Linked DNA regions of Homo sapiens: region 1 is linked to region 2. A link is an interaction called in ENCODE POLR2A ChIA-PET data of the cell type or tissue named here. Cell type or tissue: HepG2. All regions are shown on one strand. Links, peaks and the distances in the headings refer to the core of each region. The heading gives the core; the rest is flanking DNA. Region 1 overlaps MIR34AHG (MIR34A host gene). Region 2 overlaps H6PD (hexose-6-phosphate dehydrogenase/glucose 1-dehydrogenase).

Region 1 (2,901 bases), core at 212-2,711, 78 kb after region 2:
TTTATTTTTATTTTATTTTATTTTATTTTGAGACAGAGTCTCATTGCGACTCCCAGGCTGGAGTGCAATGGCATGATCTCAGCTCACTGCAACCTCCGCTTCCCAGGTTCAAGCGATTCTCCTGCCTCAGCCTTGCAAGTGGCTGGGATTACAGGTGCATGCCACCACGCCTGGCTAATTTTTGTATTTTTAGTAGAAACGAGGTTTGACCATGTTGGCCAGGCTGGTCTTGAACTCGTGACCTCAAGTGACCCACCTGCCTTAGTCTCCCAAAATGTTGGGATTACAGGCGTGAGCCACCGCACCCAGCAAGTGTTTTAGACAGCTAAAGATTCATCCTGGCTGGGTGCGGTGCCTCATGCCTGTAATCCCAGCACTTTGGGAGGCTGAGGAGGGAGGATTGCTTGAGCCCAGGAGTTCGAGACCAGCCTGGGCAACACGGCGAAACACTGTCTCTACAAAAAAATCAAAAAAGATGAAGCAGGAGGATTATTTGAGCCCTGGAGGTTGAGGCTGCAGTGAGCCATGACTGTGCCACTGCACTCCCTCCTGGGTGACAGAGCGGGACCCTGCCTCAAAAAAAAAAAAAAAAAAAAAATTCCTCCCTGTACCGGCACTTTTCAATTGTTTCGTTTTTGGTTGGAAGTCTTTCCAGAATATAATTCATGCTTCCCTCTTCTTAAAACAGAATAAACACAATTTTACCTGGCCTCAGGTGGCAGGGCTTTTTTAAGTGTCACGAATGTGGTTTATAGAATTTCCATTTCTTCTCTTGTTCTCTTTCTCTCACTTGTCTTTCCTTGTTCTTGCCGGTGAATCTGATTTCAGCAAACCTTTCCCTCCCTTCCAAGTTGCTGCTTCTAAATTACTGTGGGGTCAGGAACCCTCATTCCTATTTAGGTTAAGATTTTGAAATAAGACCATCTTGGATGATCTGGGTGAGCCCTAAGACAGGTGTCCTTAGAAACAGAGGCAGAAGGAAATTTAAGACAGTCAGAAGAGGAGAAAACACAGACACACAGAGAAGGCCACTGAAAGACAGAGGCAGAGACTGGAGTGATGCAGCCAGCCCAGGAATGCTGGGACAGCCACCAAAGGTAAAAAGAGACAAGGGAGGCTTCTTCAGGCTGGATATGGTGGGTCGTGCCTGTAATCCCAGCACTTTTGGGAGGCTGAGGCAGGTGGATCATCTGAGGTCACGAGTTCGAGACCAGCCTGGCCAACATGGTGAAACCCCATCTCTACTAAAAATACAAAAATTAGCCAGGCGTGGTGGCGTGCACCTGTAATCCCAGCTACTCGGAAGGCTGGGGCAGAATTGCTTGAACCTGGGAGGCGGAGATTGCAGTGAGCCAAGATCATGCCACTGCACTCCAGCCTGGGCGACAGAGTGAGACTCTGTGAAAAAAAAATAAAAAATGAGTTCATACAGTGGAGTTCAAGGGCAAGCTGGGCCTCACCCCAATGTCAGAATGAGGGGCCAGAGGTCATTTGGAAACAAAGCATTGCTTTGATTCATCACTTTCCTTTAGCTTAGCTTTAGTTGTGCTATTTACTTGATATTGAATTTCAGCTGTGAAGTTGGGAGTGGAGTGAGTGTTTATCCAAGGAGAGTATTGATTAACAGAATATGAGATATTAACAAAACACCATGTTGAGGGTAACAGTATGTTCTGAGGAGGGACAGGAACTTGAGCGCAGGAGTTTGAGCTGCTCAGAGACTTTCTTTTTTTTAAGACAGTGTCTTGCTTTGTTGCTCAGGCTGGAGTGCAGTGGGGTGATCATGGCTTACTGTAGCCTTGACTTCCCAGACTCAAGCCGTCCTCCCACTTTAGCCTCCCAAGTAGCTGGGACTATAGGCATGTGCCACCATGCCTGGCTAATTTTTTTTTTTTTTTGTAGAGATGGGTTTCGCCATGTTGCCCAGGCTGGTCTTGAACTCCTGGGCTCAAGCGATCCACTCACCTCAGCCTCTCAACGTGCTGTGATTACAGGCATGAGCCACCAAAGTGCTGTGATTACAGGCATAAGCCACCGTGCCCAGCCCAGAGGCTGCTTTCCTACCCTGTCTCTCTGTAACAACCCCATTGCAGTTGTGAATGAGCTTATTCGTGACTCCAGGAGTATAATAATTTCCTGTGGCTGCTGGATGGCTTAAATTATTCTCTCACAGTTCTGGAGGCCAGAAATCTGAAATCCAGCAGGGCCATACTCCCACTGGAGGCTCTAGGGAAGAAGCCTCCCTTGTCTCTCTTTAGCTTTGGTGACTGTCCCAGCATTCCTGGGCTGGTGGCTGCATCACTCCAGTCTCTGCCTCTTTCAGTGGCCTTCTCTGTGTGTCTGTGTCTTCTCCTCTTCTGACTGTCTTAAATTTCCTTCTGCCTCTGTTTCTAAGGACACCTGTCTTCGGGCTCACCCAGATCATCCAAGATGGTCTCATCTCATAATCTTAATCAGCTCCGCAAAGACCCACATGCTCTGGTTGCAGGGATTTGATGTGGCTATCTCTCCAGGGTGTTTTTCAGTCCACTGCAATGAGTGACGCAGTAAAAGAATGAAGAACAGTGCCTGACGCGTAGTGGGGCCGCTGTTGATATTGCTATTGCTGCTGTTTTTGGATTACTTCTCATCCTTTCATTCATTCACTGGTTATCCAGGTATTGGCCCTGGCTCCCCATCATGCTAGGTGCCAAGGGGGAATAAGTGAAGTGAGGCACCCTGACCCACGAGGGGATGATGCCCCATGTTGCTGGATATCTGAGGTCCCACAGTACAATGGACTGTCCTGGCTGAGCCTACAAACCTGCCACACTTATGGTATTGTGACTTTGGGGCGTGGCATTCCTAGTTGCAAGCAGCCAACTTGCCAAATAACCTTGTGAAAAGTCCAAATCATTGTCA
Region 2 (2,901 bases), core at 141-2,640:
CCTTCTTTCTAACAACAACAACAACAACAACAACAACAACAACAACAGCAGGCCTTCTACACAGAGGGGAAACTAGGGCAGCAAGGAGACTGGCCCTGAGTGCGTTCCAGCAGGGAGGCCAACTGCTGAGGGCCTGGCCAGCTGGGGAGGCTGTGGAGCTCAGTGGTTAGAGGCTCAGGCTCTGAGGTGCCAAGACCTCAGTTCCAATTCCAGCACTCCCGACAGAAAAGGCAGCCGGACCCAGACAGCTGAACACAGCCCATTAATCACATGGGCCCGCCTGTCTGCAGAGCCCTCCCGATGCCATGATGAGGGCCAGCCAGGGTCATCTCTGGGATGAAGGAGGCTCAGTGACTCTCCTTTTATGGCCCATGCTGCTTCGAGACCCCAGCCAGGGTACCCAGGGGGGCTGTGACTCTCAGGGGCTCACGGACTGGGACGCACAGGAGGAGCACCCCAGGTCAGGCTGAGAGGGAGCTGGGAACCAGATCGCGTCTTCCTTTCCTCCTCCCCACCCCCTCCGGCCTGTGCAGCAGCCTTGACTCTGCAGCAAACTCCTCTGGGCCAGAGGCTGCAGCAGGAAAAAAAAACAACACTCACCCAGCATGGAGGATGGAGGGGAGGGAGCCGGGGAAGCCGGCTTCCACCCACTTAGATGTGTGTGATGCGGGTGGGGGAAGACATCCAAACGACCTTGCAGCTCAGAAGTCCCTTTCCCGGGGCCTGCAGCAGCTCTGGACCGGGAATGCTCCATTTCCCAGGCCTGGCTTGCAGCCCCTCCCTTCCCAGCACTCAGGGTGCTGGCTTCGGTTACGCAGGTGCCACTCCTGCCTAGGAGTCAGCTAGGGTTGCACCACTGCAGGGGTGGAGAGCAGCTGGGATCCACCAGAACCCTTGGCAGGGCAGAGGACAGGGTAGGGAGTGAGGGAGAATGGCCTGTGGTATGTGTGGGGTGGGGAGTGGGAGAGAATGGCCTGTGGTGTGTGTGGGGTGGGGAGTGGGGGAGAATGGCCTGCGGTGTGTGTAGGGTGGGGAGTGGGGGAGAATGGCCTGCGGTGTGTGTGGGGTAGGGAGTGGGGGAGAATGGCCTGCGGTGTGTGTGGGGTGGGGAGTGGGGGAGAATGGCCTGCCGTGCACTTTGACCCCTCTGATTAGCAGTCAGACCGCGGGCTCCGAATCCTGCCTTGGAAACATTCTGCCCATGCTGAGCCCCACTGCAGCAGCACTCGCCTGCCAAGTCCACCAAGCTCCAGTAGGAGGCAGCATTTACTCCTGCCTGTTTCCCGCCCTCACCCGGGACAGCAGTGGCAGCCTAGGCCTTGCTGTGCTGGGCACAGGGCTCCTGGCCATGCTGGGGTGTGCTGCAGGTCTGCGGTGCCTGTCCCCTCTTTCCAGTCTGAACCACAGGTGGGAGGCCCCTGAAGGACTGGCTCCAAAGCAGGACTCAGAGAGGACAGCACAGAGCAGTGCTTGGGCCAGCAGGGCTGTACCAGGCCACCTTCCTGGAATGCAGAAAGAATGTGTCCCCTGGCACGCAGGCACACAAAATTGAGAGAGGCAGCAAGCAAGCTCATTCTGTTGCCAAAGCACCCTGTGTCCAAGGCCCACTTGCTGGGGGGCTGGGCTCAGCAGCAGGCTGTCCCTCCCTGCTACGAGCTATCAAGGACCTGTTTGTAAATGGCAGGTAAACAAGCCAACCAGTGAGGGCCAAACCCCAGGACAGTTGCAGTCCTGCTGGCCACCTCTGACAAGGAACGTGGACTGAACTAGCCCCACTCTGGTCTCACCGCGACAGGCTGCAAGCCTCCAGGACTAGTGGATCTCCCACTGCCTGTCCTGCGCTGAGGCTCCCTTTGCCCCTGGGCTGAAGGTACAGGGCCCAGCTGTACTAAAGGCCTTGGACTCTGGAGCTTAGGAGCGGCGGACCCTCCCCTAGAGCCCCATATGGCAGGCAAGGCTGGGCCTCCTTTAGTCCCTGCAGCTGTGACAACAGGGCTCCAGGTGCCTCTCCCTCCTGGACCTTGAGGACAGCCAGCCCAGGCTGTTGTGTTGCTGTTCAAACCCAACATCCTCAGACTGTCCCGGCAAACAGACCTGCCCAGAGCTCCACCTGTCTGTCTTTCATATCTTCCGTGTTTCTTTCTTCAAAATCCAAAAGTACCTTTGCTAGGATAATCGGGCCTGCAATCTGCCTGGTCCCTGGCTCCATGGGACCTACAAACAACCCACAAATGACACCACATACCAAGAAGGAAACAGGGTGGGAGGGCTGGAAGAACTAAGAGGCAACAGTACCAACAGGTAACTCCAGACATCATGGCTCTTCCCCAGCCCAGGGCGGAGATAGGAAGGAGTTGCCAGAAAGGGGAGAGGAGTCTCCCAGCCTCGCTGGGGATGGGGCCAAGTCCAGGTAGAGAAGGGCAAGCGCCGGCCCGCTGGCTTCAGCAGGGGCAGGACCCCCTCCAATTCTGCTCTAGGCTCTCTGCACCAGGTGCAGCTCACTTCTCTGAAGATGAAGCAGGCATAGGCCCAGCACACGTGCCTGCTGGGAGATCAGGCACAGACAGGCACGGGGGGCAACCCACGGCCAGCGCCCTGGCTGAGGACTGGGAGGGAAATTTGGAAGGGCTGGAGGACGATTCCCTGAGACCCATGAAGGCTCACTGCAGGGGGTAGGGCCTCTTTTCTGCTGTGGGTTCTGAAGTAGAGAAACCCAGTGCCTTCTCGAACCCAGCAATGTCCTTCAAGGCCTGGCTTGGGAAGTCCTGCCTGGCCTCCCGCCCACCCCCCACATTGTCCCCCCACCACGCTGCCTGCCTGCAACACCCATCACCCATTTTGTTTTCTTTTTCAGAGACGGAGGCTCACTATGCTCCCCAGGCTGGTGTCCAACTACTGAGC

What was found. Peaks named below come from ENCODE experiments on the same cell type or tissue, not always from the same donor. Only the 100,000 strongest peaks of a DNase experiment are listed, where the experiment ranks them.
Region 1: POLR2A ChIA-PET joins it to region 2 with 12 read pairs; 3 of 35 experiments call an interaction of 5 or more read pairs at or near these places.

Annotation. Positions count from the first base shown.
Region 1 is chr1:9,170,921-9,173,821 of GRCh38, reverse strand. The region is part of intron 1 of MIR34AHG (MIR34A host gene); the gene reads left to right. Among named protein-coding and RNA genes, the nearest start is that of LNCTAM34A, 9.8 kb to the left of the region's middle. In HepG2, for the core only: no CTCF peak of the experiment used is centred there; a DNase peak (open chromatin) is centred at 1,511.
Region 2 is chr1:9,248,583-9,251,483 of GRCh38, reverse strand. The region is part of intron 3 of H6PD (hexose-6-phosphate dehydrogenase/glucose 1-dehydrogenase); the gene reads right to left. Among named protein-coding and RNA genes, the nearest start is that of H6PD, 15 kb to the right of the region's middle. RefSeq lists enhancers at 1-202, 1,127-2,050, 2,051-2,901. In HepG2, for the core only: a CTCF peak has its summit at 1,255 (motif pointing right); DNase peaks (open chromatin) are centred at 863, 1,233, 1,603 and 1,903; H3K4me3 peaks cover 1,568 bases.